Regions from separate parts of the Mus musculus genome. Here regions 2 and 3 are each linked to region 1. A link is a loop called in an ENCODE intact Hi-C map of the cell type or tissue named here. Cell type or tissue: left cerebral cortex. All regions are shown on one strand. Links, peaks and the distances in the headings refer to the core of each region. The heading gives the core; the rest is flanking DNA.

What was found. A loop is a pair of places that touch in the nucleus more often than their neighbours do. Peaks named below come from ENCODE experiments on the same cell type or tissue, not always from the same donor. Only the 100,000 strongest peaks of a DNase experiment are listed, where the experiment ranks them.
Region 2: it touches region 1 in a loop (2.6-fold over the local background); 4 of 42 quality-filtered maps call a loop at or near these places.
Region 3: it touches region 1 in a loop (4-fold over the local background); 21 of 42 quality-filtered maps call a loop at or near these places.

The regions. Positions count from the first base shown.
Region 1 is chr14:25,562,263-25,572,492 of GRCm38, forward strand. Zmiz1 (zinc finger, MIZ-type containing 1) reads left to right here. Exons shown (of 24, transcript NM_001310666.1): 4 at 9,758-9,866. The coding sequence starts at 9,807. Among named protein-coding and RNA genes, the nearest start is that of 4931406H21Rik, 19 kb to the right of the region's middle. In left cerebral cortex, for the core only: CTCF peaks have their summits at 3,662 (motif pointing left), 3,861 and 5,176 (motif pointing left); DNase peaks (open chromatin) are centred at 3,211, 3,649 and 5,179.
Region 2 is chr14:25,221,242-25,231,471 of GRCm38, forward strand. No RefSeq gene overlaps it. Among named protein-coding and RNA genes, the nearest start is that of Gm32379, 15 kb to the left of the region's middle. In left cerebral cortex, for the core only: no CTCF peak of the experiment used is centred there; DNase peaks (open chromatin) are centred at 4,175, 5,170, 5,452 and 6,023; H3K4me3 peaks cover 561 bases; H3K27ac peaks cover 2,124 bases.
Region 3 is chr14:25,454,608-25,464,837 of GRCm38, forward strand. It overlaps Zmiz1 (zinc finger, MIZ-type containing 1), which reads left to right and starts at 4,578. Exons shown (of 24, transcript NM_001310666.1): 1 at 4,578-4,949. In left cerebral cortex, for the core only: CTCF peaks have their summits at 3,117 (motif pointing left), 4,120, 4,924 and 5,142; DNase peaks (open chromatin) are centred at 3,144, 3,725, 4,565, 4,877 and 5 more places; H3K4me3 peaks cover 4,721 bases; H3K27ac peaks cover 4,784 bases.

The sequences.
Region 1 (10,230 bases), core at 1,724-6,723:
CAGTGGCCAGCCCGTGATAACTGAAACTTAAGTCATAACAGAGCTGACATCAAGTGAGGTGACACAGAGAACTTAATGTCTGCTCCCTGCAGGCTCAGTGGGGGGACTGGTTCTGTCAGAGAAGGAGAGCCCCAAGTGCCTTGTCTAAGGCTGGACCAGCCTTTCTTTGCATATTGTGTGTAGGGGTATGGGGTGTGCAGAGTCAAAAACCTAGAATGTGCCCAGAGGGGACAGAGCGCTTGACTTGAGGGCACTGCATGGCTTTGAAGGCATCCTGTGCCCAAAGGACAAAGAACCCAGATATAGCTGCAGTCCTCAACCTAGTGTGGGTGGGGACAGTGGTGACCTTTCTCAGAGCCAGTGTGTGTCATTCCTCTAGAGTAGCATTCAGTCCGGGGCAGAATGTCAGACACAGCCAAGTGGGGCTGCCTTCCAGGAACCTGAAAGGCGGAGGCTATACTTATTTTTCTTTAACCAACATCAGCAGTGGATGCTTCCGTGGACAGGGTGGGTGCTTGGGAGATTGGGTCACTGAGAAAAGAAGCCCCATCCTTCCAGAGACCTCCAGAATGGAGCCACAGCACCTTGAACCGCTGGCCTTACGGAGCCTGGTCATGGAGTGCTCGCTGCTTCGCTAGAGGAAGCAGGTGTGGGTCTTTCAGAAACCTGTCTCCTAAGTATCTCTGCTTGCTCAGTCCCTTAGCCCAGCAGGGAAGGGAGGAGATTTCTTGTCCTCCCATAAAAAGTCACAGGCTCGGGAGGTGAAAGAGCTTTCCCGAAGCCCACAGTCAGGAAGGCCTGGCTCCCAGCCCACCACCCACTGGAACCCGACCCTATGCGGATCTCCTGCCTGCTCAGGGCCTGTCCTCACTGCTTGCTCTCGAGAAGGACAGCTGGTCCCCAGCAGCTGCCTGAAGCTTCCTCACTTCTCTGGCTCCTGTCTGCCTGTCTTCCAGCCTCCCCTGGAGTAGACCACCGAAGAAACAGTTGCCCCCTCCCTCGCCTGCCTTTGCTTCCCAGGTGGTTCTCTGAGCTTCCATGACCTCTCCTTTAAGATGAGGAGGGTGGAGGTCGACATCAGAGCTTCCCTTACCTCATTCCCCACCACTACATCCTACCCAACTCTCAACTAAGACTACATTTAAAATGACCTTTGAGCTCACTTAGGTCAGCCATTAGATAAGTAGTTTAACTCCATCATAAATAAGACCTGTGAGCTCACCCTTGGTCATTTTCCTAGACCAAGACTTCACTGTGAAAATGGAAAAGGTTTGCACAGAGGCTACCTGAAGTCATTCTTTTCACCCGTGGGACACGTATCACTCCTTAAGGACACTGTCCTAAGTGGCCGGTACCAGCCAGGCCCAAGATCCCCCAGTTACAACTAAGGTTTCAGTCTCAGTACCTTAGCCATAGCATTCACCCTCGTCGGTCCACTGCATGAGCACATTTGGGGTATGGGCTTCAAGATGCATAACTGTCAGCCATCCTGGCTGAAGGGGAGACAGGTGTGTGACAGTGACACTGAGGGGACTGGAGTAGAGTGAGTGAGTAGTGTCACTTGCCAACTACACTTTGCTGGACCTTTAGCGGTGAAAGGGCAGGCAGTCTGACCCAAGGGCAGGCCAAGTCACAGCTGTAGCAATATGTTCAGACCTCAGACTAGGAGGCAGCGAGCCACCCAAGTGAGGGGCTTGGGATGTGGGCTAAGAGCAGTGGGAGGAGGGGGACAGGCTAGGAGAGGACCAAGCTCCATGACCTCTGTCCCCCTAAAATTCTAAAGCTGCTTGTCTTAGGGTTTTACTGCTGTGAACAGGCACCATGACCAAGTCAACTCTTATAAATGACAACATTTAATTGGGCCTGGCATCAGGATCAGAGGGTCAGTCCATTATCTTCAAGATGGAAGCATGGAAGCCTCCAGGCAGGCATGGTACAGGAGGAGCTCAGAGTTCTACATCTTCATCTGAAGGCCACTAGGAAAAGACTGGCTTCCAGGCAGCTAGGATGAGGGCCTTAATGCCCATACCCACAATGACTCACTTCTTCCAACAAGTCCACACCTCCAAGTAGTGCCACTCCCTGGGCCAAGCATATTCAAACCACCACACTGCTGGAGGAATAGATTGGGGTGGTACCCTAAAGTCTGGCTTCTATGTTTCCTCTCTCTCTTTCCCTCCTTCCCCCTCCCCACCCCTCATTCCCTCCCTTCTTCCTTCCCTTCCTCCCTCCCTCTTTCTTTTTTCTTCCTTTCCTTTCCTTTCCTTTCCTTTCCTCTTTCTTTCTTTCTTTCTTTCTTTCTTTCTTTCTTTCTTTGTTTTTTTTCTTTCTTGCCAGAGCAAGGTTGTCCCCCTGGTCCTGTTTCAAAACACAGCCTCCAGTCAAGCTATGGGCAGAGTCTCCCAGCCCTGCTGCCAGTCCCCCTCCCCCCTCCCCCAACTCGCGCTGCAGATGTGCATGGTGATTGAATCATTTCTGCACACCGTTGCTCACACAGCTCCCCAGAGATGTGCTACTTGCCTGTGCAAGCTGTCAGGAGATGTGTGTGCTCCAGTGCATCTGGGCCAACAGCCCATGTGTGCACATACCAGCTATGGAGAGTGCAGAGGGGTACGTAGATGTGTGTGCCGTGTGAAAACACCTTTACCTGGAGACGCTCGGGTTTACTCGCTAGGCCTGAGAAGTGGGAAAAGAAAACACAGTATTTGTAAGATGGTTGTGAGGTGCTCTTCCCACACTGGGGTGCTCCGAGTGCCCACTGTACAGTAAAAATTCTCTACCCCTGTGTCCAGGGAAAGACCCTATATGTAAGACAGCCAGATGAGTTCTCGCCTGTTTGAGGCTTCTGTCCACTGTTTTCCACTGGTGTAGCTGAAGAGGTTGGCTTCTTAGTCCCCCTTCAGCTCTCTGCAGTTCATTCTCCAGGAGGCTTTAAGTGCACGGGGCCAGCTTGACCTGAGCGTTGCCAGGAGATGATACTGTCAACAGAAACTTCTCCCAGCACGACCACCCCTGGAAATCGGGAAGACTCAGCCTGACTACCATGTCACCAGCTAAAAACTTCCATACATGTAATGGTCTCTGGTCAGGCATAGCTTCAAGAGAGGCAGTGCCTGGGGCGTTGGGCCATCTGGCAGGGGGTTGGTGGAGTGGTGGAAGAGGCTTTCCGGGAGTTTTCCAGGCTACGGGCTCCACCGCTTGGGCAGAACCTTTGGATTTTAAAGTTGAATGTGCTGCTCCTACTGAGGTGGAGTTTCCAGGCAGCTGGAGCCCTTGGATTCTGGCGTTTGGCAGGCTGCCAGAGGATGGCTAGCCCAGGCCTTCATTTTACAGATATACAAACTGAGGCCCAGCTTCTTGCCCTGTTCACACAGTGGGAGGGTAGCAGAGCAGGTACCCACCCACTGTAGACCCCCCCAGGCTAACTAGAAAGACACAAGGACAGGGATGGCAGGACCACAGAAAAGTTTCCTGATTGAGTCCACACTTAATCAGAGGGCAGCAGACTGGAAAAGGCTACCAGGTTGGTACCAGGTTCTTGGTTGGTAGAGAGCCAGGTCCTGCCTGGGTGCTAGAGCTGCTTCCACTGATGGTTTTGTCTAAAGGCACCTGGAGGCAAACACAGCTGAGTGGTGCTTCTGTGGCAGTGGGGCGACCTCTGCTGGCCGCCAACGGCTTGCCGCTTCCTGACAACAGGGTGCTGTGATGGGGTTCTGGGTGGCCTTGCAAACCACTGGCTTTGGACCAATGGGATGGAACAAGGGCTTCATTTGGGACCCAGCCATGGCTTGAGATAGGAGTACGCAGGAGACTGTGGCCACCGGTCTTGGGGGGACATGGAAAGAGCAGCATGCTAATGGCTAGAAAGGCAGAGGTTTCTAGCTTAGCCCCGCTGGCAGCCTTGCACTTCATCTCTCAAAGGCTTTGCCTCGGAACTGGGCAGCCAGTGAAAACAGTGTGTACAGAAGCCAGGCTGTCCCTTCCATGCCCCACCCCCTTTTCCTGCCTGGTGCTAACCTCTCCTCAGGCCCTAGACCCTTAGCTTTCAAGTCCTTGCACCTTGCAGTGTGGAATTCAGGCCTGCCATCTCTGTTCATTCCTGTGTTATTGGCCCCCATTCTCTACTATTGATACAAGCAGTTTCAAAGTGACACCTCAACTAAGTATAATGTTTCAAGAAGCTCAAACAAGAGCTTCATGGATTCAAGGCCAGCCTGGGCTACATACAAAGACCCCATCTGGAAAAAATAAATGTAAAGGAGTGTGCTGTGTGGGCCTCTTTCTTCAGCTTTTATTTTATAAATGAAAATATATAATAGCTAGATAACTGTAATACCAGCACTGAGGCAGGAGGATTCCCCATGAATTTGAAACCAGTCTGAACTACAATGAGATTGTATTTGGGGAGGAGGGCAGGGACTCCCTCTGTTGTTCCTGTTGTCTGTAATGTCTCCTGACAGTTACCTCTCTGATGTCCTATGAGTCTCACAAGTGTTGGAAGCCCAGCCAGGTCACACCTTGATTCCATAAGATGGAGCCCAGACCTGGACAGATATAGACCATGTCATCTAGGACAAAATCATTATGGGTTTTGGGTTCCCCAAAACAAAATCAAATGGACTGTCAAGTTGGGAACAACTTTGCCCACAGGTATCCTGAAGACCTTTGAATCCAGAGACCCTGTGGAGGTTAGCCTGATCTAGAGTGGTACTGTCTGTCTCTTTGCTATTTGCCTCCTGAAGTGAGGCCTGGGGTCTTGACAGCGTTCATAAGGGAAAAGCAGCCTTGGGGCTGAAAGGTTGCTGACCAGGGATGTGCAAGCTCCTCATACTTGCTAGAAGCTTCCGTGGGTGGGCAGAGCATCCTTAGGCTACCGAAGATATCGATATGTGCAAGCATGTGTCAAGACCTCTCTGAGTTCCTGGTCCTAAATGGCATGGCCTTCCTGGAAGATCCTCCTTGGAGGCAGAACTTGGTGGAGCCACCAGTGACTCTTGTCTCCTATCCATGGAGAAACTGAAGCTTTGAAGCCAGGGACGACTGCACAAGGCCCTCCTGTATTTTAGAGTGCAGGACACCTTCGAGCTTTTAAAATGATGGAGAAGGTAGAGGTGTTCAGAGGACTTGAGAGTCTGGAGTCAGCATCTGGCCCTCAGGATGCTGTGGTTTGTCTAGAGTGCCCCCTGCTGGCTGGTATGCCCATGGAGGTCTTTTCCTGGTTGGTTACAGGCTCTGAGCTGGGTGCTGGTATTTCAGGCCTGGGGTTTCTTTGTGCTTCCTTTCTGGGTCCCCAGCCAGTCACTCGGATGACCTGGATTTGACTTTCTGGGCTTCTTTGGCTCACTACCCTTGTCCTAGCCAGCTTTAGAAGTCAGCCACACACACACACACACACACACACACACACACCGTATATGTATGTGTGTTTGGCTGAATATATATATATATATCTCACATGCACACCAGATACCTGAGGAGCCAGAAAAGCGCGTCAGATCTCATAAAACTGGAGTTACAGATAGTTGTGAGCCATCACATGTTGCTAAGAACCAAACTCAGGTCCTCTGCAAGAATAGCAAATGTTCCTAACCATTGAGCCACTTCTCCAGCCCTAGAAAACATACACTTTACAGGAATCCTGGCTGCCATTATTTGCCCATGTTTAGAGTGAGATGATCATTCACAGGCCAAGAACCAAGATAACCTGTCCGATGGTGTTCCATGGGTCCACTTCTACCCCTTATCTCTGCCTTCCCTGTGGTTTATCTCTGTGTCACTGGAGTGCTAGCTGAGGCTCTCTGCAAGTATGCAGAGAGGAGGAGACAGCCTCTGCATGAGGCACCCCGGAAGGTGCCAGGGTGTGCTGCACCCCTCATAGCCTCCAGCAGGGACCCCCTAGGCACTCCCCAGAACCTGTCTCATAGGTTGGAACAGGGAACCCAGGATTCTGCTCTGGCTCTTACAGGATCAACTGTAAACAGAGTCACAGTTTCCTCACCTACAATGTGGGAATATTGCAGTCTCTGTCAGACTCTGATTGTCCTGCTTCAACCATCCAAATGCTGCGATTATGAACACACGCCAAGAGTCAGTTCACGAGCATACTGCTGGCCCCAGCACTGGGGATCTTGGGATTCCCGGGCAAGCAGAAGCACAAGATGGAGCAGATGGAAACACAATGTGGGGATGGGTGTAGGGATGTGGGGATGGCTGGACCAATGGTCTTAGTCAGGTTACTATTGCTGTGATAAAACATCATGACCAAAAGCAACTTGGGGAGGGAAGAGTTTATTTAGCTTCCATACACTGAGTCACAGCCCATTGAGGGAAGCCAAGGTAGAAAATCAAACAGGGGTGGGAGAGGGCTGACACAGACACAGTGAAGGGGGCTGCTTACTTACTGGGTTGCTCTTATGGCTTGCTCAACTTGCTTTCTTATAGAACCCAGGACCACCTGCCCAGGGGTGACACTACCCACAATCACCAACTAAGAAAATAATAGCCACAGGATCTTCTATCTATAATCCAATCTTTTTCTTTTCAATGTATTTTTCTTCTGTGTGCATTGATGTTTTGCCTCCGTGTATGTCTGTGTGGGGGTGTCAGATCTTGAAGTTAGACAGTTATGAGCTGCTGTGTGGGTGCTGGAAATTGAACCTGGGTCCTCTGGAAGAGCAGTCAGTGCTTTTAATGAGCCATCTCTCCAGCCCCCTACAGCCAGATCTTATGGAATTGTGATGGTTTGTATATTCTTGGACCAGGGAGTGGCACTATTTAGAGGTATGGCCTTGTTGGAATAGGTGTGACCTGGTTGGAGTAGGTGTGTCACTGTGGGTGTGGGCATAAGATCCTCACCCTAGTGGCCTGGAAGTCAGTCTTGCAACTAGCAGCCTTTGGATGAAGACTTGGAACTCTCAGCTCCTCTTGCACCATACCTGCCTAGATGCTGCCATGCTCCCACCTTGATGGTAATGGACTGAACCTCTGAACCTGTAAGCCAGCCCCAATTAAATGTTGTTTTTTATAAGACTTGCCTTGGTCATGGTGTCTGTTCACAGCACTAAAACCCTAACTAAGACAGAAGTTGGTACCAGGGACTGGGGTATTGCTGTGATAGGCCTGACCATGCTTTTATTTGAAAGAATGTGGATTTGGGGACTTGGGATTTGGAAAGCAGTGGAATGCTTTAAATGGGGCTTAATGGGTCATCCTAGTAGGAATATGGAAGACTTTGTTGCTGGGAGTAATTTGAACTGTGTTGACCTGGCCCAAGAGATTTCAAAGGAGAAGAATTTCAGAATGTGTCATAAAGACTGTTTTTGTGGTATTTTGGCTACTTTTTGCTCTTGTCTGAAAAGTCTGCCTGAGGCTAAGGTGAAGAGTCTCAGATTAATTGCATTGTCAAAGGAAGTTTCAAAAAAGCCTAGCAGAGACTTTGTTTTCTGGTTAAGTCTTATGAAGAGATGTTTGAACAAGCATAGCAAGCTTAGAAAGGAAAAATATAAAATATATGGTTCGAAGCCGGGCGGTGGTGGTGCACGCCTTTAATCCTAGCACTTGGGAGGCAGAGGCAGGCAGATTTCTGAGTTCGAGGCCAGCCTGGTCTACAAAGTGAGTTCCAGGACAGCCGGGGCTGTACAGAGAAACCCTGTCTCGAAAAAAAGTGTGTGTGTGTGTGTGTGTGTGTGTGTGTGTGTGTATTAAAGTGGTATCAGGAAGTGAAATAGAGCAAAATCCTGTGTTCTAGGAGATTAAGGGAGTGGGACCTTGGGGCAAGCTCCTACCCAGCTAAATTTAGATCCAGGCATGGTGATACACACCTTTAATCTCAGGAGACAGGCATGCTGATCTCTTGTTCAAGGTCAATCTGCATAGCAAGATCCAGGAAAGCCAATCTTAGGTAGTGAAGGAGTTGGAGAACAGAAAGCTGGTGATAATGTAATAGTACAAGCGGGTCATGTTCTAGTTCCTGCAAGCAGCAGAACTCTGCAGTTTCAGCCATGTGGCTCTGGCTTTAGAGTGAATAATAGAAGGGACTACTTGGACAATCAGTGCTGGCTAGCTGGAGTTAAGAAATTAGCGGTGATTAAGAAGAGACCAGCGTCACTGAAGTGAAATCTTCTGGGAAGTGATTTCTGTGAGCACAAAGAAGCTGTGTTCCAGAGAGCCAAGGTTGTACCTCCTGCTGCAGCTGTACTTGGTAATGGGAAAGAGTCACTAAGGTGGTACTGGTTTTGAAAGCATGAAAGGATTATGAAGAGCAGCTGAGGCTTGGCACTATGAGAGGCCGTGGAAGGCCAATGGTGAAGGTGCAGCCTCAGTTGAAGTTGATGGCCCAGGACTGAAGGGGTCATGCAAAGGATTTGAGGCTTGGCACCATGGAGAGAGCCTATGAGAGGTTATTGGTGAAGTCTAGTTGGAGTGGAACACCCCAGTTTATTGGAGATGTCAGTACCATGGGATCTGTACCAAGAACAACAGCTGTAGTGGAGTGGATCAACCTGAGCTTAGAGTGCTACAGAGGGCTGAGCTGAAAAAGCGATGCCAGCCCTTAGGAGGAGCCCAAAAGATCAAGTGGAATCCCAGACACTGAAACAAGAAGCTGTAACATTGAAATTGCCTTGGAGACTCAAAGATGTTAAAAATGCCAGAGCCATGGGATACATGCTGAGGAAAACTGCTAACAGGGAGTGGAACTAGCCCAGGAGAAAGCAGTTTGTTGCAGTCAACAAAGATGAAAAAGGAGTGGAGATCTGAAGACCTCTTTGACATCAGCCATAGAGATGCAGAGTTTGGAATTTGCCCAGCTGGTTTCCTGCCTCTCTTTGGGGATTACAGTTAAGTGATTGAATGAATCTCAGAAGAGACCTTGAACTTTGGACTTTTAACATTGTTGAGACTGCTATATACAATGAGGACTTTGAAAGTTGGACTAAATACATTTTGCATTATGTTATGTTTAAGTATGCCCCCCCCATAGACTCATGTGTTTGAACAAGTCTATGGGGGCCAACGAATGAAATGTGATGGTTTGTATATTCTTGGACCAGGGAGTGGCACCATTTAGAGGTGTGGCCTTGTTGGAATAGGTGTGACCTGGTTGGGGTAGGTGTGTCACTGTGGGTGTGGGCTTAAGACCCTCACCCTAGTGGCCTGGAAGTCAGTCTTCCACTAGCAGCCTTTAGATGAAGACGTTGAACTCTCAGCTCCTCCTGCACCATACCTGCCTGGATGCTGCCATGCTCCCACCTTGATGGTAATGGACTGAACCTCTGAATCTGTAAGCCAGCCCCAATTAAATGTTGTTTTTTATAGACTTGCCTTGGTCATGGTGTCTGTTCACAGCAGTAAAACCCTAACTAATACATGGAGGTTTTTTTGGTTTTTTGGTTTTTTTTTTTTTCACTTGAGGTTTCCTCCTCTCGAATGACTTTAGCTTGTGTCAAGTTGACATAAAACTATCCAGGACATCAATGAACATTGAAATGATACAGAAATGATGGACAAGGAGCTGGGTGTCAGAGAGTATTAACATTTGACAGGACTGTGAAAGGAGAGGCAGGACAAGAATGGGAAAAAGAAATACAAGCACAGGCCCCACTTTCACCTTCTTGCTGGAAACCTCTTAAGATAAAGCTGTGCACCCAGGGCCCCTCTGGGGCAAGCCTGCCAATGTGGAAATGGGAGGGTAGCTGGGAAGCTGCACAGGGTTGTTGGGTGTACCCCACTCATGACACCCTCTTTCCTCTCTCCTCAGGCTGGACCACGTTCATGGCTCTCGGGTAGGACCCAGCGAAACGGCCAGAATGAATTCTATGGACAGGCACATCCAGCAGACCAATGACCGTCTGCAGTGCATCAAGCAGGTGGGTGTGGCCAGCTGGCAGGGTAGGTGGGACGGGCAAGGAGTAGGTCTGTGCTGCAGCAGGATGGTCCCTGGGCACCAGCTAACACTAGACTTACACACATATGAATGCCAGCCGCACCTCATTCCCATCCAGCTGTTTGACTTTGGGCCAGTGTCCTGCCTTCTCTGGGAGTTTTGCTTCCATGCTTTGAGTTGCGGTGAGGGTGCAGTAGGTACCTAACACCATGGTCCACCTTCTACCTACTCCCTCCCCGGACCGATCCTCTGGGCCCCTGCTCTAGCTGCTTGCTAACAGTAAACAGAAAAGGCCTGGTGTGGTTGGCACACTTCTGTGATCCCAAGCAGTAGGTAGATGGAAGCAG
Region 2 (10,230 bases), core at 2,245-7,244, 340 kb before region 1:
GTCATTTGATGGAAGGAGGTCTTATTTGAGCACACTGTTTCATTAGGTCTTAGACCATCTCCAGGTGACTCCAGTGCTTCTGGGTCCACGTGTAATAAGACAGAACATCATGACAGGGAGCATGTGGTAACACAGAGTGGCGACCTCCCAGAGGACTAGAAGCAGGTTGTTTGAGAGAAGCCAGGGTAGATCTGCCTTTCAAAGGCATGACTCTCTTGAACCATTTTCCAGTCAAGATTCATCTCCCTGTTTTCACCCCCTTTAAGAAAGAGAACGTTCAGCTATGAATCCATCAACAGAGCTGTCCTCTTATGAGACCAGAGCCCTTAGAATCCCGCCCTGCCCCTTCCCACCTCTGAACGTTGTATCAGGAGCCACTTGGCACTCAAGACTTGGAGAAAAAGCTCCATGCCCAAACTTTAGTATTTTGCTGGGTTTGATTAATTGGTTGGTTGGTTGGTTGGGCTGGGTTTGGGTATTTAAGTATCTGGGTGATTAATGAATATTCCAGTTCTCTTCTTCTTTGAAGCTTGTAGGATGTGAATCTCTCAACCCACTTTGAATTTAGTCATTTCAAAGGTAGTTTGCTTTGGCCAGTGGGATGTGTTCAGAGGTGAAGTATGTCAAAGTTTGCAAGTCAATTGTCGTTGCACTCTCTAGGCTATTTTATTATCCAATTCCATGGAAGGACCAGAGATGCCTATGGAGGTGACACACAGAGCAGGGAGCAAACAGAGAGAACTCCTAAGGGCTGAGGCAAAAGGAGTCCTTATTCATATCCCTCCATGGAAGTACCCCCTCCCCTGCCTGTCCTGCCTCTTTAAAAGCTGGATCCACATGAACTCAGAGGACAAGGTCAGAGAGAGCATGGTCAAGGAGTCTCTTGATAGATGGAGGGCTAGATGAGATTTCTGAGGTCAAAGACCATGCATATGGCCACCTCTGTAATGCTATGTGTCTAACAAAAACCAAACAAACAAAACCAAAACAGCTTTTTTCTGTAGTAGCCTCTGAGGAAAGGTTTGATAAATGAATGAATGTAGGCTGATCCTAAAAGAATGATCAGCACTGGGGACTCGGAAGAGGAATAAACCTGGCCTCAAATGCCACTTCACATGATATCGCATGTGTGACTTTGAGCAAGTCCCTTAAGGAAGCCGACATCAGTTTCCTCGAGCATGGAGATAATGAAATATTGATTAGTAAGATTGGTACTGGGGTGGGGGTTGGGTAAAAGATGGCAGTAGTGGGCTTTGCTTAACCCCTCCTTGTAGACAACGCCACATAGAGGTTACACAGTTCTGGAGCCACATTCACGCTTCAGTACTCATCTCACAGTTTCTGACCACGATGTGATCTCAGGCCAGGTCTTTCATTTTCTTTGTCACCCCCTTTATGGCTGACCGGATCAACAACGACGACGACAACAGACAAAGCTATCTAATTCCCAGGCAGTTAGCATTCAAAGAGATGTGCAAAGCCCCCAATATGGAACAGTCTGCAGGCAACTTTTCTCACTCTAGTGCAGATCTGGGCTTAGGCACCATAGCACAGATACAGGCTGGGGTCCTCCATCAAGCCTCCTCCAACAGCAGTGTGGTTTGACAAATGAAGCTGCACGGGAATGATAATGGGGGATAATGGGTTAGTTTGTTATGTTTCCCAGGGTCAGGCTCAGAGCTGAGCCTGCTGTCGGATCTCTGGGGACTATGCTCCAGAGGAGTTGAGAGCAGGTTGCCCCCGCTCCTTGATGCTTTGTGCAGATTCTCCACAAACCAATCCTAGGCGTGTTAATACACACTGCCAGCCAGTGGGTCAGTACTGAATGACGGCCATAGGCAGCTCCTGGCCTCTCCAATTCCCTCAGCTGCTCCCCTCAAGAAAACCCCATCCACAGCCCCAGCTCCTAGCCCCAGGCTCTGATCAAGAGATTATTCACAAAGAGGTATCTAGACATCTTGTCTTCTCCACATCAGGAAGTTGTTATCTCATTCATTGATACTTATTGAGCACCCTCTGTATACCAATGCTTGGCAGTTTGCCAATGCCTCTTCCTTTGGTCTTTCCAGACACTCCGTGAGTCATGCATTGTTGACCTTGTTTCCCAAGCAAAGGATTGAGTTTTGGAGATGGTAATTAAATTGCCCCAAATCACAGAGAAGATGATGTAAGTCCTAATTCAGACCCCAAAGCCAGTCCACCATCTACCTCATTCATTGCCCTTCCTTATTATACAGAAAGCAAAGAAAATCTACAAAAATGACAAAAGACCATTTAGGGGGGATGGAATGTTTTTATATGTGGGATTTCAGATACCCCACAAAGAGCGGTGTTGCTAGAGGATTGCTCCTCTGACTCTGCGTCAACTAGCCATTTGGAAACGGTCATAAGTCAGCAAGTCAACATTATGACATGAGGGCTCCTCTCACAGGCAAGTGTCTGCCTCCCTCATTAAGGGCACGCAGCAGGTTAGACACTGATAAGCTCCATCTGGAGAACTCAGCCCTACAATTTAGGGGACACCAGCAACTTCCCCATAGCACAGGGAAAGCTTCTGATCAAGGTGGGGTACCCTCCAAGGGCTTTGCCATGCTGAGTTCTCCATGGGGGGATGGGAAGGGCTTCTGGGGGAGAACTGCTGTCACTCATCTTCCTGGCTATCCATCCCTTCCCTCCTGCAACCAGGTACTATGCCTTAGCCTTAGCCCCAGCAGCTCTCCGGCAGGTATATGACACCACCTTTCTTTCCTCCCAGTCTCCATTTCCCACTCTGTCCTGCAAAGTTAGAAGCTGCGGAGACAAACACCAAGGGAAGCTTTGAAGGGAGGAGCTGGAGCCATTTGACCTTGGAACCCCTGGGCAAAAACACTACTCTAAAATCTCTGACAAAGGGGCAGATGCAGTCTGTGTGACCCCAGTAGGAGGCAGTGGAGCCAGTGAGTCAAGCTTCTGGGGTCCACTGGGGATGCTTCAGGAACAGAATGGAGATTCTAGTGCTCCCCCAAACTCAGAGATCATCCATTGCAAGTAGCATCTCCCAGGGGGGACACCCCACAAAGGGATAGCAGTCCCTTTCCTAGCAACCCCAGCAGCTCAGAGGGCTAGAGGCCACAGAGTTCTAGAGATCAGGAACATCACAGTCTATTCTTGAAGTCTAAGGAATCTGGAGCCATGACCTTGTAACTGGTGTTTTACAATGTTAACAGTTTTTTTGAGATGGCTACTCAAAAAAGAAACGGTGTGCAAAATTGAACAGACAGGTCTTTTTCACTCTCTGTTCCATCTCTCCGTACCATGACATCTTCCACTGCAAACCCCAAGGGCACTGAGACACACACCATGTGCCTTTGGGAGTATGTCACTACAGTTAGAAAACAGAGACAAGAGCTGGAACTTCAGCCCCACTGACCTGACTTCAAGCCCCACACGGCCATTAACACGAGGTAGAGTCTGTTATCCAGGAAGACGCTCATGCAGAAATAGGTCCCATGAGGAAGGCTACCTTTGAGGTACTCCTAGAGCTGATGTGAGGTGACACTGGTCAATCACTTTGTTCGGCCTTGACCCATGGGATGTGTTTCATAGACGGTAGCTATGCTAATTAACATAGGTACAATAAAGTACAAGCCCCCTGCCGATCGTGTGAGGGACAGGATGATAATGACGGGTGATCAGGCTGCCAGCTATGACTCTCAAGTGTCTGGCTCTCAGGAGTTCAATGTTTCCTATCACACTCTGTCACTGACGCTTCTTGTCCAGGAATGTGCCCACCCCGTGTGGGACCAAGAGAGAGCAGAATGGCATCTTGTGATGGGCCAGGTACCCACACCCTCTGCTCAAGGACTTTGCTGAGAGCTAAGAATGATCATATCCATTTAACAGATAGGAATCCAGAACTTTCCTGAGGACCCAGAGTTGGACAGGGGACAGTTCAGGGACACAGGCCTGGCTCCTCAAAGATATAAGCCCAATGCCTCTGCCTCTGAATTAAATCCTTTGCCATGATCCACAGATACTTCTAGAAAAGAATTATCATGCCATTGACTGACTTCCCAATGATGCACAGATCACTCCAGAATCCAGGACTTAATGCATGGAGCTTTCCCCACAGGCCTGAGTCCCAAAGATGCTGCCAGCAGAGGATGCCTTAAACCTTCCTCCTGACAGTCTCGCTGGCAGAATCCCAGAACTGCAGTGCTGAGGGACCTGGAAGAAGTCTTTGAAGTCTCCCTCATACGGAGCTGCAGAAAGAGGCTTGTTGTCTTATGCAGAGAGCAGTTGAAGATATCAAAGGGAAGATAGGATGTTAAATTTGAGTGATCAATGTTTAATAGTCAGGGTTGTAAGCTGTCACGAGGGATGCAGTGGGTGGGAAGCCTCACGTACTGTAGGATTTGAGATGACACTGCCCCGGGCTGTGGAGGAGCCCTCTGGCATCCCTGTAAATAGGGAGGACAGATCAAGAGGTACAGGGGTGAGCCCACACTCCTCTGCCTGGCTGCTTATGTGGGGGGCATTGCATAGAATAGGGATGTTTTGGGTGGAAGTAAACCCTCAGATTCTGACCAAGCAGCAACCAATCATACAAATATTGGTCTCTTCTCAACAGGACGGTTAAGGGCCCCCAGAAAGGTAGAGAGGGGTCCACCTTGGATTAAGGAGACCTGAGGATCCAGCCCTTGTCAGGGATAACTTCAACATTGCACTGAAACTTCTCTGGGCAGAAATAGGAGGCTGCATGGACTCTGGGAGAAATGGATGCTAAAGGGGGTGGGACCTTCCTCTGTAGGACAGTCTCAGGGGCAGAGCCTGCCCTTCTGGGTCTCCTAGCATCTATGATGTCTGTTGCCATTCACAAGAGCTTGGAGGAATGTCAGCTCCCTTGCTTTGTGATATCCAGACCCTAGCAGATGGGGTGAGCTCCCCCAACCCAGGCCCTCTGTCAGTCACCCTCACAGGTTGTTCTGTGGCAGGGAACACGGCTCCCTCTGGTCCCTCCCCTGGAGCTCATATGCACGGCTGTGGAGTGACAGGGCTGAGGACCAGAAGGAGCGAGCTCCCTAAAAGCTTTCTTGGCTGAAGAGCAAGAGACAGGCTGGGCTGTCCCCACAGGCAGCCCTCATCTGTTCCCAAATTCGGGCATCCCCAGAGAGCATCAGGAAGGGCTTGGAGGAGTGGAGATGCAGACTGACTGACAGAAGAACAAATCCTGAAACTCCAGCCCCTGTGCCTGGCTAGGCAGGGGCCTCCAGACCTCACATGGCTGCCTGCCACCTCCTGAGCAAAACACAATTTCACGACTCTTTGGGGGATAAAGGATTTTATTTACCTCTTTTCAAAAGCTTCAGAATTCTTCCTGAACATCAAATAACTCCTGGCAAACACATCCTGATGAGTAACACGAAGTGAAATAGAACCAGATGGGCTGACTCGCTCTGGGCTTGCGCGGGAGGGGGAAGGGCGGATCTCACTCACAGAGAGGCTGGGCTGTGGGCCACAGGAAGTGCATCAGGAGGGGGGCACAGCCTTCCAAGCAGGGAGGGGACAAAGTCCCCTGGACTTTGCCGGAGATGGAGTCACACTGCCTGCCATCTGGCTTTGTTGGGAAGAGAAAAGAAATGGGGTTTCCGGCAGCCTGTTGGTGGCACCCCAGCAGTGTGGATCATGCCAAGCCTGGCATCTATGGCACTTGGGACCCAGGGGACTCTGAGACATAAGCTCCTGTGATAGGGAGATTGGATGGCCAGTGTATTTAGAATCCTCTAAGAACCTCCTGAGGACTCCGCGAATTATCCAAACAAGAGTGCTCTCTCTCTCTCTCTCTCTCTCTCTCTCTCTCTCTCTCTCTCTCTCTCTCTCTCTCTCTTGATTTGGTTCCACTCAGCTGAAACACACCATTTCCCAGCCTCTTTTCAAGAGGAAGCACTGTAGCAGCCCTGACCAGTGGGAAGCAGCTAGTGTCTAAGCCACTCCTTCCTTGTGCCATCCTTGACCTCCAGGAGGGAGGCTACAGCTGGAGCTGGAGTTCCACGGATGAGATGAGCAAGTCTGGTGGGGCAGGGAGCCTGAACCGCACATGCTCTGTGGAGCCACTGACTTATCCTTGAACATCTCTGGCCTTGTGCCTATCCGTGAGGATGTGCTGCTGTGGGGTTAGGCAGACGATATTAGGGTTCTCTGGATCCTGACACCAGACCAGTGGCTCCAGTCCCAGGGAAGCAGTCCTAGCAATCCAGACTGCATCAACTAATCTCTTATGCTCCAGAGACTCCCATGCCTCATGTAGCTGTCCCAGTTGCCTTAGGGGTCTCCTGCCCAACTCCTTCAGGAGGCTCTTGCCACTTCCACGGCAGCAGAGGCCACTAGCCCCAGTGTTCAGCCTGCCGCGCCCCCCCCCCCCCCGTGACCTCTCCAGACGGTAGCCTGTCTTTTAAGAGCAGAATGTTAAAACTGAGGGTACCGACCCTCTAGCTTATCTGGGTGTGGTCATCTTAACATGGGGTTAGATAAAATGAAACTTGTGTGTGGCAAACCAGGCCATGTTAGTCACCCAGGGTGGTAAGAGAGCCACATGGGAACTTGGAAAGCTTATCCATTGATTTTTTTTTTCTGGCATGGACTTTAACGGCAGGATCTCTTAGATGACAAACATCTGAAGCAGAACTTTTACATGTAAGGCAGACTCTGACGGGCCTCTTCTGGGAAGTCCTGGAGATTCTGCAGAGCACTGTTGGAAGTCACCGTGGCTGAAAGCAAAGGAAAATGCAGACAGCTAGCAAGCTGGGCAGAGCTGGGAACAGCAGCAGAGTTTGACTGCTAGTGGTTCCCAGCTCCTCCACACCAAAGGCCCCAATATTGGACACATGCGCTTCTTCCAGCAGATTCTTAATTGGGGCTCCAGGCCATCCATAGGCGAGGCTTCCAACCTGCAGCCCCGGCTTCCTCTCTCTGGCACTGTGTCAGTCTCCAGCCACTGCTCATGCTGCTCACCTTCCACACAACTTTCTCAGAGACTGGCCTAACTTTCCTGAAGGAACATGTCCCCTGACCCATTGCTATAGTATGTTCAAGCTCATATTTCCAAACCCCAGTCTGACCCTCAGTCTCTCTCCCCAAACTTTCATCTTCCCACAGACACTGCCCCACTGTGCCCCTACTTCTCCTCTGAGCCTGTGCTTGTGGCCCTGTGTGATGCTGAGACCATGTTAAGCTTTTGTGGCTCCGTCCCCTGCTCTCTTTGTCCCACCCCGCAGTCCTCCTCCAAGGCCTAACTCATCCTGCCTTTTCTCTGGAGCCATCCTTGGTGCCTTTACTCCAGGGAGTCTGGAGGGCAGTCAGTGCTGTATCCCGCAGGCTTTACCGTGTCTGCACGCATCCGGCTTGCAGTGTGCGTGTGGTGTACTTGAAGGAAGAGAGAGATCCATTTCCTGCGCATAAGATGCACACTCTATTTACTTGGATAAAAGAGACTGGTTAGCGCACATGTGTCCTGTTTTGCTAACTGTGCTCCCACACTCCTCATTTAACAGTAGCCTGTGTTCCTTCTGGAATTTGCCTCTTCCCCGCTGTGTGTGGTCTTGGTGGAGGGGAATTCTAGGCTTCTGCCTCCCATTATGAAAGCCAAAGGTCCAACTCCAGGCTCCTAGATCCCAGGGGGAGCAGGAACGTGCCTCGACCTCTCTTCTGGGAACACACATCTGCTGAGAGTCATTCAGAGTGTCAGCCAAGCTTCTGGGTTGCCAGCGACAGACTCCTGCTTGGTCAGTTTGAAGCAGCCAGGGATTTATTCCATAGAAGGTGAGGAAGATCACAGGCCTGGTGGATAGACTGGCAGATGGGCAGCGGCAAGACAGCCAGGGCACAGCTGGGCTCTTAGCCGAATAGTCCTCAGGACACCAATCCATGTGGTCACTACATGCAGGATGCCACCTTGCTTCCCATGCTGAGCACACAGCACGGATCTTCTTCCAACTGGTCATTGCTGCTGCTGCTGCTGCTGCTGCCTTAGCGTCCTGCCATCTCCAAGAAGAGCCTTGACAGTGTTCTACAACACTGCCTGCTACTCGTTTTCCCAGGTGACATGTAACTGACCCGCTGATACATATATGTCTGTGCCCTTCCTCAAAGGATGTACAGACCTTGTGTTACAGAGTCCTACAAAGGATGCTAGGATCGACAGTTCCGTCCACAGTGGAAGCATGACTTCACCACTTCCCTCACTTTAAGGCAGGGAATTCAACAAGCCTAGAAAAGAGGAATCCTCGGTTGACAGACAAGCAAGAAGAATGGGAAAAAAAAAAAAAAAGAAAGACACTGAATCCAGAGACTAAGCTGGAGGTCACCGTCTCAACCTCAGCAGCATGAAGACCAGATGTTCCCTTCTGTATGTGATGGTCACAGCTCCTGAGCTAGGTGATCAGAAAGGCCCAGGCTTCTGCCTTCCCAGAGTCTGCTTCTCTAGGTTCCTGTCACTTCTCCAAGCTCTCGACATCCTGCCAATAAATTCCTTTTTGCTGAAGTTAACCAGTGTTAGTGTCTGCCGCCTGCAGCCCAGCAATGCTGAGCGAAAGCATGAGTAAATATGGGTACTCACTGCTTATAAAACGCCAGGCCTCCCGATGGGCTGCAGGCCCATTGACCCCTCCCCAGCACCTTCTCCCTGGGGAAGCCAGGGGGGCCAACTGGCTGTGGGGATCCTGTGGGGATGCCTGTCAGGCTTCAGTCCAGAGCAGGGAGCCCCAGGAAGTACCACCATAGATAAAACTCAGTTGATTGTACTTCAGTGTCTTCCCTTTTAAGCCAGGTCATTAGGGTACATGCTACCAGGACAGAAAAAGCATTTCTAATTAAACTACAACACCATACACAAAAGGCTGAATGGAAAGCCACACTTCCACCACTGAATTCAGATGTGAAGATGTGTAGACCAGAAGAGATGCACCATGGTAAAAAAAATAATAATAATTAAAAAATAAAATAAGAGTTCGCTTATTCTGCCCCAGCCAGGAGACACTCAACCACCCAGAAGCCTTGCCTAGGTGACTTAATTCATTGCTAATTTCCCTCCGTAATTTCTGGAGATTGAAATATAATTACCATATTTTCTGGTTGAACAGACTGAAGAATACATGGGTCAGATTGTTTCCCCTGAGTTACAAATCAGTGAGGGATAGGCATGGAATTCAGAGATTCTTTACATACAGCTTTCTCTCTTCCCACTGATTCCATAACATCCCGTGTATTTCTGATACCCAAATAGGTTCCCCCAACCCCTCTGCTTCACTTAACTGTCATGTTGACTCTGGTAGAGCCTCTCTGCAATTCCTAGAGAGGCTGAGACAGGATCACCAAAAGTGCAAGACCTTCATGAGCAGCAGAGTGAGTTCAAGGCCAACCTGGGCTACTCAGTAGGACCCTGTCTCAAAATAATAATTTTTAAAAAGGTCAAGGGTATATCTCGTATCTCAGAGGTAAAGCTCTTGCCTAACATGTGCTGGGCCTCTGGTCCCATGCTCTGTACCTTACTTTGCTGGCCCAGCACCTGCTTGGGGAGCCCTCCCTCTCAGCAAGCATGCATGTTTCCTATTCTTTGTGACTACTGAGGTCCAGAAGGAACACAGGCCTCCCACTGGCCTCCACCGCCATAGACGTTACCATTGTCTCCATTTCTGTTAGCTTATCTGGTTGGTGGGCTGATTTTTGATGGAGAGGTTTTAGTAACAAAGCATGTACCACCCACCGTGTTTGTGTGGTTCTGGGGCCTCTCGCCAGCATCGCCAGCCCCACTTCCGTTTCTGAGTCTCACTGACAAGATTGGGATAAGCAACTTTGCCCAGCTCTGCCTGATCCTCTGCATAAGCTGAACACAGAGAAATGAAGTTAGCTGCCATTAAAATGGCTGAGCTAGGTCCCCACCAACGCTACCACCGGCATGTGCATGCATAATAGTAATGAATAACAATACTGTATGGAAGTGGTTATCTGCTAGGGACTTAGATCCCAGATCCCCCAGCACCAGGTTTCACTATGTTTCAAAGCTCTGGATGCTGGGGACACCTCTGCCCAGCTGGCCACATTGCTCATGGGTAACTATAAAAGTGGCATAGTGTGTCAACAAAAGCTATGAGGGTACAAGTAAAGGCATCCACTGTCCAGTGTACCTGGCACATTAGGAGGAGCAAAAGTTGCTGTGGATCTTCTTAGAGGTTTTGCTGAACAAGCAACTTCTTT
Region 3 (10,230 bases), core at 2,802-7,801, 110 kb before region 1:
AAGCTTTCTCTGTACTTTCCATGCCTGTGGCCCAGGGGAAGCCACCGCCTCTCTCTGTAGCACATCTTAATCACTCATCGAAATGCCATGGTGAGGATCAGAGGATGGCACGACAAGATGACACATCCTAGCTGGGTATATGATGGCTCACAGCTGTAATTCCAGCATTCAACCAATGCAGAACTCTTTGAGTTCAAAGGCCAGTCTGGGCTATATGGCAAGACCTTGTCTTAATGTGCCCCCAGCCTCTCAAGAAACCAATACAGATGAGACCCAGAAGGCCATAGTTCTGGGAATCGCACACTGGCACATCGGCTTTCTAGTGTTCGGAAAAGGGAGAAGAATCTAGTTGGAACATAGAGGTTTTGTGCTAGAGGGTCCAGGCTTTCTGTGCTAGATCAACTATCTACTCCTAAGATATATAGGTACAGAGCTGGGCAGGACTCCAAGGTTCCTGCTCAAGCACAGGTGAAGACTAATTATGTCCCCACTACTCACTGACCTAGAAGGGCTTAGACAGACAGAGACCAGTTCTTAGCAGGTCTTCCTGAAGCGCTCCAAAGGTCACCTCATCTGTATCATCCCTGGTAATGCGATGAGCTCGGGGTGCAGCCGGACCTGGAACCCTACCCCAGAACATCCAGGTAATCTCTGTGCTCTTCCATCAGCCTGGAGATACCAGGTTGGAGACATGGAAGGAGAGGGGAGCGGTGAGTTCCATTTTCACATGCCTTTTGGCTCCAGAGCAGAGAGGCAGGAACTGGCACCTGGTGGCAGCCTGGTCCGGAGGCCATATTCACTGCACGCTGCACAGATCCTCCCATCAATGCCTCCCTCTTGGCCCTTGGAATCCTTGCTTCCTGGGATTCAGACTCGGCCCCCACCTCAGTCTTGATGGGTAGGAAACTAGAGGCACTTAAGCCTGCTGGAAAGGTGGGTGTAAGCAGAGCCTGCATTCCACAACCCCCAGTCTGGTGGGTTCGGAAGCTGCCTTCTGAGCCAGGGGGAATACAGGAACCTGAGTCGACTTGACAGAGTGGACTTTCCATCTCTGTTTCCACCCAGGCCCTACTGCTGCTGAAGCTGAGACTGGGAACTCAGGGAGTAGACAAACACCAAGGCTTGATCAGTGTTATGAGACTTAGCCTTTAGTTTACAGAGGGCTCAGAAAGGGAGAACAACTTGCCCAGGGCTACACAGAATTTCTGGATAAGAATGCAGAGTGGCTGGCTAACAAGATGCCTCGTTAATGAGAGTCTGAGCAGCATGTGGACAAGATTGACAGTTCACTTTCCTCTGGAGGGGACAGTAGTGTCCCTAACTGCAGGCAGTAAGTGAATGTCATGATGTCCTCACTCAGCACACAGTAGGCACTAAATAAACCATCCCTTCTAGGACTCCAGAGGGGGCCAGCTGGCCCAGTAACCCCTTGAGCAGAGAAACAGAGATAAGGAGGGCCTGGGAATCCCAGTGCTTCAGGTGTGGGCCCTCAGAAGAGGCCTGGGTGTGAGTTCTTAGATTTACTGCCCTCAAGCTGTCATGCTTGGTGGGCGGGGAAGGCTGAAAGCAACATGGGCTCTGTCCTGCTAGACTCCTCCAGCCTCTGCAGCTACTTCTGGATTTCCAGGTGTACATGTAGGCTAGAAATAAGGGGTTGGGTACCAGCAAGATGGCTCACCATTGGTACACCCTATCAAGACTGAGGATCCAAGTTCAATCCCTAGGACCTACATTGGTGGAAAAAGAGAAATGATTCCTCAAAGTTGTCCTCTGATCTTCATGTGTGTCCCTCCCCTCAAATAAATAAATAAACGAGATGTAATTTTTTAAAGAAAGGGGATGGGACAGGCCTTCTTCTGGGCAGGAGCTTTTGAACATGAATGTTCACCATAGGTCACCATTTTCTCCACTTCTTAGAGGTGACTAGCTCAGGTTACTTACAAATTTGGAGAAAGACCCACAGAGCTGAGTGCCCTGACTTGGTGGTCATCAAGGGAACGGGAGCTGGCCCTGCTGTTGTTTGGGTCTATTCTTGCATCTTAAGGCTGACAGGGGCTTTGGTGCTGAGGACGGTGGTGGCCTCCTGGGTGTGCTGATGCTGTGCCTGAGAGCAGGATGCCTGTGGCTTCTTCAGCAAACTGATTTCTCATCTTTCAAGTCCAGCTTTCCAGGATTTCTCAGACTGCCCTGCCCAACCCGGGCCATCCACAAGCTGGGGTGGAGTCGGGGGAGGTATTCTTCTTGTTGTTGTAAATGTACTGGGACCAGGCCATTCCAGTGTCCCTAGAGGTCTGGAAGTGATTTCATGCCACCCACTTTCCCCGGGGATACTCAGCTGCCACCTGTGGGTGGGTGGTGGAGCAAGTTGCTAACAGTTCATCTCTTGTGACAGGTCCGAGGACTGAGGCCAGAAATGAGCACCGCCCCCACCCCACCCCCACTTGCACCCGAAAGCAGCAGGAGTCAGAATTTGCCTCCAGAAAGGTAGCTTCCCCCCCCCCCCCCCGCACCCAGATACCCTTGCCCAATGTCCCTGTGGACCTGAGCTGCAGTCTACCCTCAGGAATTCCAGGCTGAGTTCTCAGCTGCCAGACAGTCACAGCTTTGAGAATGGATTCAAAGCGAGCAAACGCATTTTGCCTTCTTGTCTTGGTGATGGAAGGAGTGATCTCTCTGGCCCTGAAGGAGTTCAAGCCGAGGTCAGATCAGCCAGCCCTCTGAAGGATATTCTAAACTGGGGGTCTGTGATGGGGGGAGCTGTCCGGCCGGCTCCCCTGTCGGCCTGCGGTGCGCTCTGATCACCACCCAGGAGGCTCAGGACTCACGAGTCTGCGTGGCACGTCTGCGCTCCCCTGCGGACCTCGTCAATCAAACTGCCGCCTTGGCGAGGCCAAGACTTCATCCGCCCGCCCCAGGCCCTGAGAAAGACCCCCGCCCGGGCTGCCTGCCCAAACCCGCCCCCAGCGGTGTCATTGTTCTCTGACGTCACGCGGCGGCTCCGCCCCTCTCCCCCCACTTTTCCTCCCCACCTCCGGTTCCCCCGGCTGGCGGCCAAGCAGCCTCCGACGACCCGGCAGTGCAGGGCTCCCCCCGCGGCCCGGCCAGGGCTGCGCCCCCTTGCGCTCTTCCCAACTTGCCTTTGTTATTCCAGCTCCCTTCCTCGCCTCGCCTCCGACACCGTGGCTGCCTGCAAAACGCGGAGCACGGAGTTATCGCCACACCTGGAGTCCCTAGCGGGCTCAGACCCAAGCCTCCCCCGCCTGTCCTGAAGGGGAGCGCGTGCGCGCGCGCGCGCGCGCGCGGGTCCAGCCTAGACGCTTGTTGTCTTTAGGACTACATTACCTCTAATCGAGAGGCGGGTGGGGTTGAGGAAGGGATGTGGAAGAGTAAGGGGAACATGTGTGGTATGTGTACGCGAATGTGAGAGGTAGTGCACGGGGGAATGCCTCGTGTTTTGTTTTGTTTTTAAACGTACCGGGGGTGGTGTACACTATATTTGTGTGTTCAATTGTATGACTCCAGGTGCACGGGCATAACTGGGATGGAAAGTGTGTGTACAAGTGTGTGGAGGGGGTCATGCGTGCTATGAGAAGTATGCGTGCCATGCTGTAAGGTAGGCGCAAACCCGTTTGCCGTTTGTGTAGGAGTTTCTGTGTGAGTGGTAATGGACAAGAGCCAAAGGGAGTGCGCACTTGGATACACTTGGGGGCCGGTCTGTGAGGGGAACCTCCGCAAGTGAGCGCACCTAACTGCTTCGTGAGTGCTCTTCGCCACTGTAGGAGTGGAGCCCAGCCCTGGGCTGTGGGCTTGGTTGGGTTATTTCCACCTCTGCAAAGCGGGAGCGCTCGGCTCTCAGCGCCCCAGGCGCTCCCTACCAGGCACTAAGGCGTCCTTGCTCTTAACTTCAAGTAGTAGTGGGTATTTATGGTTCTCGCTGCACCTCTCGCTCTTTCTCAAGATGTCAATGGAGGCGCACTTTAGTCTCCCCTGCGTCACCGGTGGTAGTGAAGGTTAGGGTCCTCTCACCCTCTCTCACCCTGTTTTAGGAATAATCCCAAAATCTACATGGAAGTTTCGCACACAGTGTCTCATTAGCAATCCAGTCACCCCAATTCAGATAGCTGACAGCACCTGAGGTCTCAGTGCACTCCTGCAGGGGACCAGTAGGAAGCGGGGTACGCCTTCTGGAAGTAATTTTGCTCCTACCAATGTGATCCCTTCCTAGGCACATCAGTCTCTCCGCTCCAAACTTATGGGATGCGGAGAGGGGGGCGTTAAAGAGCAGCGAAGGGAGGCGAGAAGAGGGACGAGAGTGAACGAGCAGCAGAGGAGGGTGAGGGTGGCGCGGTGCCTAACAGGGTTCGGAAAAGAGCTGAGACCTGGGAACGGAGAAGAAAGGGAGGAAAAGAAGGGAAAGGAGAGAGGCGGAAAGGAAAGGAAAAGAGAAAAGGAGAGCGCAGCGAGCGCGCAGATGGAGAGCGAACCAAGGCAAGCAGAGCTGCGCGCCGGAGGCGCGGCACTCCGCTCCCGCCGTGACTCCGTGCCGGCTTTTGCGGGAGGCCGGCGGCGCGGGGCCCTTTGGAAATAGAATAGCCAATGTAATCTGACACTTCAACTTGCTCGGCTCCGGGCGAGTTGATTCACTTACTCACCCCCTAACGCCGAGTTCCTTTTCACTGTCTGTGGACATTAAAAAAGCGAGCGGCGGCGGCGGCGGGCGCCCGGGAGAGCAAGCTGCCGGCCGGGCGAGCAGCGATCCGGCTGCAGAGCAAGCGAGCAGCGCCCGCGCAGCGCGCTGACCCTAGCCCCGGCCGGTGAGGAGCCGGAGCCGGAGTCGGAGCCGAGTGGATTTCCGCGCTCTCGCTGCGCTCCTCCCGGCTCCAGCCTGCCCTACACGGCGGTGGCGGCGGCGCGTCCTCCAGCGGTGGCAGTGGTGCTCGCAGCGCCCGGTAAGTTTGGGGACAGAGCCAAGCGCCCGTTAACACCGAGGCTTCCACCCGCTCCCGGCGGATCATCGGGGTGCGAGCGCCGTGTACTATACTAGGGCTTTCCTCTTAAAGGTTTAGCTCTGGCCGGGCGAAAGAAGCCAGCCGTGCAGGCTCGGCCCGCTGCTCTGGCCGCCGGGGGCGGAGGCTCTGGCCACCAGCGAGCGCCCAGCTTGTGTAGAGCGGCTCCGGATGAGCGCGGGGACCCGGGGTTCTTCGGGTGTACGGGGCGCCGGTGCGGTTGTGCGCTCGGACTCGGTGCCCGCCTCCTGCCGGCGCGCCTCCCAGCCGTCGCTCCGATCAGTCGGGAGCCAGCCGGGATACGGATTCGGAGGAGGGAGGAGAGGACCCGGGAAGGACTGGCTGCTTCTCCCTTGCCTCTTTTGGAAAGATGTGAAGTTGTGCTCCTGTGTGCGTAGGAGAACCTCCGGGAAGGCGCTGGATTCTAGGGTGGCAAGGGTTGGTGGTGTTAAGTTGTGCCTCCGAATTTCTATGGAGAACACACTTTTGTACATGGGAGATGGGGGCGCGGTTAAGTTGTTTTGGGGGGAGAATAGCCCAGGGAAACGCGGCGCGTGGCTGAAGCAGGACACGTTGAAGAGATGTGTCGAGGCTTCTCGTTCGGGCTTCGGAAGCCGAAGGGGCTTTCAGGCCAACGCCTGGCCGGGGCTGCCCCAGTCGGGAGGCGAGCCCAAGGGGAAGATGTGTCTGTGTGTGTGTGCGCGCGCGTTGCAAATACGAAAGTAATTTCCCCGTGTTCTTTCTTCCTCTCTGTCTCCGGCGGCGGTGGCCCCGGGGGAGTGGGAGGCCGACCCGGGAGGAGATTGAGGGGCCGGGCCGGAGCTGAAGCTCGGTCCGGATTGTGGGAGGGAAGCTCAGAAAGCTTGTTTCACATTCCTGGCGTCAGGGCCAGGGAGAAAACAGTGGGGAGCACGGCCTCGGTGTCGCGGTGCAGGCTGCGGGAGCGCGTCGCCCCCTGGCCGGAGACATCTGTCCAGGAAGCTGGCCAGGCGGGGAGAGGGCGCGGTGCAGAGGGCAGGCTCCCCGCCCTGGAGCGGTGGGGGCGCGGGAGAGGGGCGGCCTCCTCTCCCGGCCATTGTGCGCCAGCAGATTTTCACGGGAGACTGCCCCGAAGCCGCGGGAGAAGGCCAGGAGCCGGCCACAGCCTCCGGTTTAAAAGACACTCCAGGAATGTAAACAACCCGGGCGGGAGGGCTAGCGGACAGGAGCGCGCCAGGACTGCGGGCTTGGGCCCCCCACCCTCCCCCGGGGACAGCGGATCGCCGCGGCTACTCTGCCCTTCCCTCTACCTGCCGAAAACTTTTCCTTTCTCTGGTTTACAGTTCCACCTTGTGCCTCCAGCCCGGAGCAGGGTGAAGGGCCTCTCCCACAGCCCGGGCTCAAGGAGCCGGGCATCCCGGCACCCGACCCGGGAGCCCTGGAAGGCCCGGCGGCCAGATCTCTGCTTCGATGCCGAGACCTCGGTCAACGTCTCCCCCGGGAACTGCAGCTTCTTGGGCTGGCAGTGCTAAGAGTAACTGGGGCTCTGAGCCTGCCCGCCTGGATTGCTTGCTCGCGTTCTCCCGCCCTCCTTCCCGCGGCTCCTTCCCCCACGCTCTCCCCCTTCCCCTTTCCCCTGACTGCTTTTCCAATGCCCTGACATGAGGGAGGAAGATTTAACTTGGCAGCCCAAACAAATGTTCTCTCTGAGATCTCCAAGAAGCTGGCTGGCGGCTGGGCTGGCGGGGTGAGTGCACCGCTCGGCCAGCCTTTCCCTCCTCTCTGCACTGCCAGGGACATTTGGAGCCCCGTGGGTGGACAGCCCCGCGCATGGACACTGGGGACCAACCCCCCGGATTTGGAAGGGCGGTCTGTGAGCTGCGCCTGTGGAAGCCCCTGCCTTGGCGTTACATAGAGAGCCATTGGCTCCAGCTGCCTCCTGGTGCCAATGGTTTTCTTAAGCAACAGTTTGCTTCTGCTGCAACCTGGGAACTGGGCCTGGTAGACCAGAGGGTTGACTAGTGCAGTCTCCTCCCTCCCTCGTGGGTGTGAGGACAGGCTGGTTACACAGGGCAGGGCAGGAGGCCAGAGGCTGGTCCCAGAGGTGCCTGGTTTTGCTTATTATTGTTTTTTTGAAGGTACAGATAAAGGGATGGTGGCTGGGGCTGGAGAAACAGGCGACTTGGTTGCTGGTGAATTCCGGGGCCTGCCTCTCTATGCTTGTGCGGTGACTGGAGTGTGGAAGAGTTAGTTGCCTGTGAGCTTTTGGGAAGTTTAGATGAGGGCGCAAGCTCATGGCCTTTCTTATCCGGACTGGTTTTTTAAGAGGTCCAAAGAAGGGGGAATTCCTGGCCCCAGAGCGAGGCAGAGGGCTTGTGAACACCCCGGAGCCTTGTGCTGACCTTTCCCTCTTCAAGAAGAGGATGTGGAGACGCCAGCATCAAACAAAAGGCACATTGAAAGCCCTATCTATCTGCCTAGGAGCGTGTGCAGCGAGGAGTGCAGTTAGAGGGAGATGGTGTTGTCCTCTGAGTTTTATGGGTTTTGGTTGTTTTGTTTTTCTCCAAAGGACAGAAGCATCACTGGCCCCAAGTCACACGGTTAGGAGACCTCATCTTCTCATACGAATCAGAAGTTTAGTCTTGGGAACTTGGGAACTGGGGCTGGGGGAGGAGCTATAGAGTTTTCAAGACTTGAGCTGCAGTTGTAAGACTTTCTGAGTACTGCTCACAGTCTCACAGAGGGGACTGGACTTATTTTTAAAAAAAAGTTTAAATAAATAGCCTTGTCTGTGCAGAAACGGCTGCTGGCTTCTTTGTGGGGACAAAATGTTCTTTTTTTATTTTTTTCATTCTAAGGGAAAGTCAGGGAGAGGGATCTAGGGCAAATGAAGAAAGACCTAGAAACTGGGGTTTGGCTCCAACACCCCCTCCAACACACACACACACACACACACACACACACACACTCTCTCTCTCTCTCTCTCTCTCTCTCTCTCTCACACACACACACACACACACACACACACACACACACACACACACATGTAACACTTCCCTAGCCATAGTAATCCCACATTTTCATCCCTGGCTACTGTTTAAATGACCCAACATGGCATAGTTGTCCACAGGTTCACTCCTATCAAGAGCTGGAAGGACCCAGCTGAGAAGATCCACAAACCTGAACTTTGTATATGTCCTCTGGGGGCAAGGGGAAGCTTGGATACCTAGTTTCAGCCCCAGGTTCATTGGGTAGTTTTGACCCAAGTCTTTGGGTAAAATGTTGTAAGAAATCTGTACAGCAGAGAGTGAATTTGGGGAAACATCTTTGGGTATGGTGGCATGATACCAGCATGGTAAGGCCTGCTGGGATAGTGACTGGGTCCCATAAATTTTCATTCATAGCTGCTCCTGTGGGTCCTTGCCAGGCCCCTGCCTCTCTTGCATCTTTATGAGATTCCTAGGGTTTTGTGTAGATAACAAAGGCTGCTGCCCTAATTACCCCTGACCCTGACCCTGTGGCTGCAGTTTCTCCTGGTGACTACTGGATCCTCTCAGCAGGACACAGTGGCCTCTACCCAAGCCCTCTCTGGGGGTTGGGGGTGGGGTGGGGTGGGAGCATCTTTGTTCTGAAGATACCCCGAGGCTGGGGTTGCCAGCCTGCCTGGGTGCATGAAGCCTGGAAGCTCCAGCCATGAGGCTGAGGTTAGGCCCTTCCTCATGGAGGCAACACACAGCCAACCTACCATAGACACTGGACAGGGGGAAAGAAAACCCTACCAGATGGCTGTGGCTTGCTAGCTGTGTGGGCCAGGAGGTCACTCTGCTGGGCCTCAGTCTCCTGATTTGTAAAATGGGTCCAAGCCCAGAACTCCTATCATCCTACATGGTTGAGGATGAGGCAGATAAAACATTTGAGTCTTCATCCTGAAAGTTACGCACACTTTTTGTGCAGAATACGTCTAGGACCAGATTGGGGTAAGGGTTGCTGGAATCCTTTTCCAGAGGCTGCTCTATTATCCTTACCTCCCTGTTAGCTTACAGCTGACTGGTAGCCTCAGCTTGCCTGCTTCCTGTGATATGATGCTTTGGGCAGCATCTGTACTTAAGGGCGGCCGTGAACGAGTTGCAGGCCTTCTGAAAGCCTGATGAACTTTTGGGCTTAAAATGCTTTGGCCTCTCCCAACCACAGACTCATTTTCCCTTAATGACCGTGAGGTCCGAGTCCTGTAGGATCTGTGTGTGCCATATCATAATGTAATGATGTGTACATGGGTGGTGGGGAGCACCCTTCCAGTGGCTGTTTCCAGCCTAACTGAGATGAGAGGAATGCAGGGGTTCTCTTCCATCGGCTCTAGGCTTGCCTCTTGACACGTTCTTCCCTTGAATTGTGTTCAACCTGGGAGGAGCTGCGTAATGAGGGTAGGGATCAGGTCGGGGATTCAGGACTGACTGACTATTCATGTGTTTAATGAGAATCCACAGAGCAAAGACGGTGGCCCACGAGGTCCAGAACTATGCAAGATACTCTTAGGAGCTCTTGTCCAGCAAGGGCTGAAAGACCAGTCCAAATAAATAATTACCCACCAGCCTCTGGCTGCCTGCCATGTGTACATGAGAAAGGGTGTGGCCATAGCCCCTTCCTTTGCCGGGTAATGGTCCATCTAGAATCGTTTTTTCCAAACTTGTTTGATCCCGTTAACAACAGTGTCAGCTACTGTATGGAATTACTTCCATTTAACAGAAAAGAAAACTGAAGCTCAGAGAGAGGTCAAGAGCTTGTGCCTAAGCCAGGACTCAACTCTAGGCCGTATAGATCCCTACATCACAGTGTATTGATCAACAGCCCCAACTATACAGGGATGTGCCACAGAAACCTGTGTGGACCGACCCCAGGGGTGGGATGAGAGAATGAGCAGAAACGGCAGTTCTTTCCAGGAAGGGGCGCAGGTAGACTTCCCTGCATCTGGCTATACAAGGTCTACGCCACTAGCAGCTCACTCGAGTTCGTTCTCTTCCCCCTGCCCCGTCCCCCCATCTAGAGCTTACACCGAACCTCAGATGCTGCCTGCCTGCCTAGGTGTTTGAATGTACCAGCTTCAGCTCTGCCTGGCCCTGGAGGAGGAAGCAAGATTGTCCCTGGGCTGCTATGGTTTCTATAGATACAGAGTGTGACTCAAACTGCCCCTCCTCTGGCTGAGTCAGTCTCCTACACTATGTAAGGTGGCCACCCTTTTAGGGCCCCT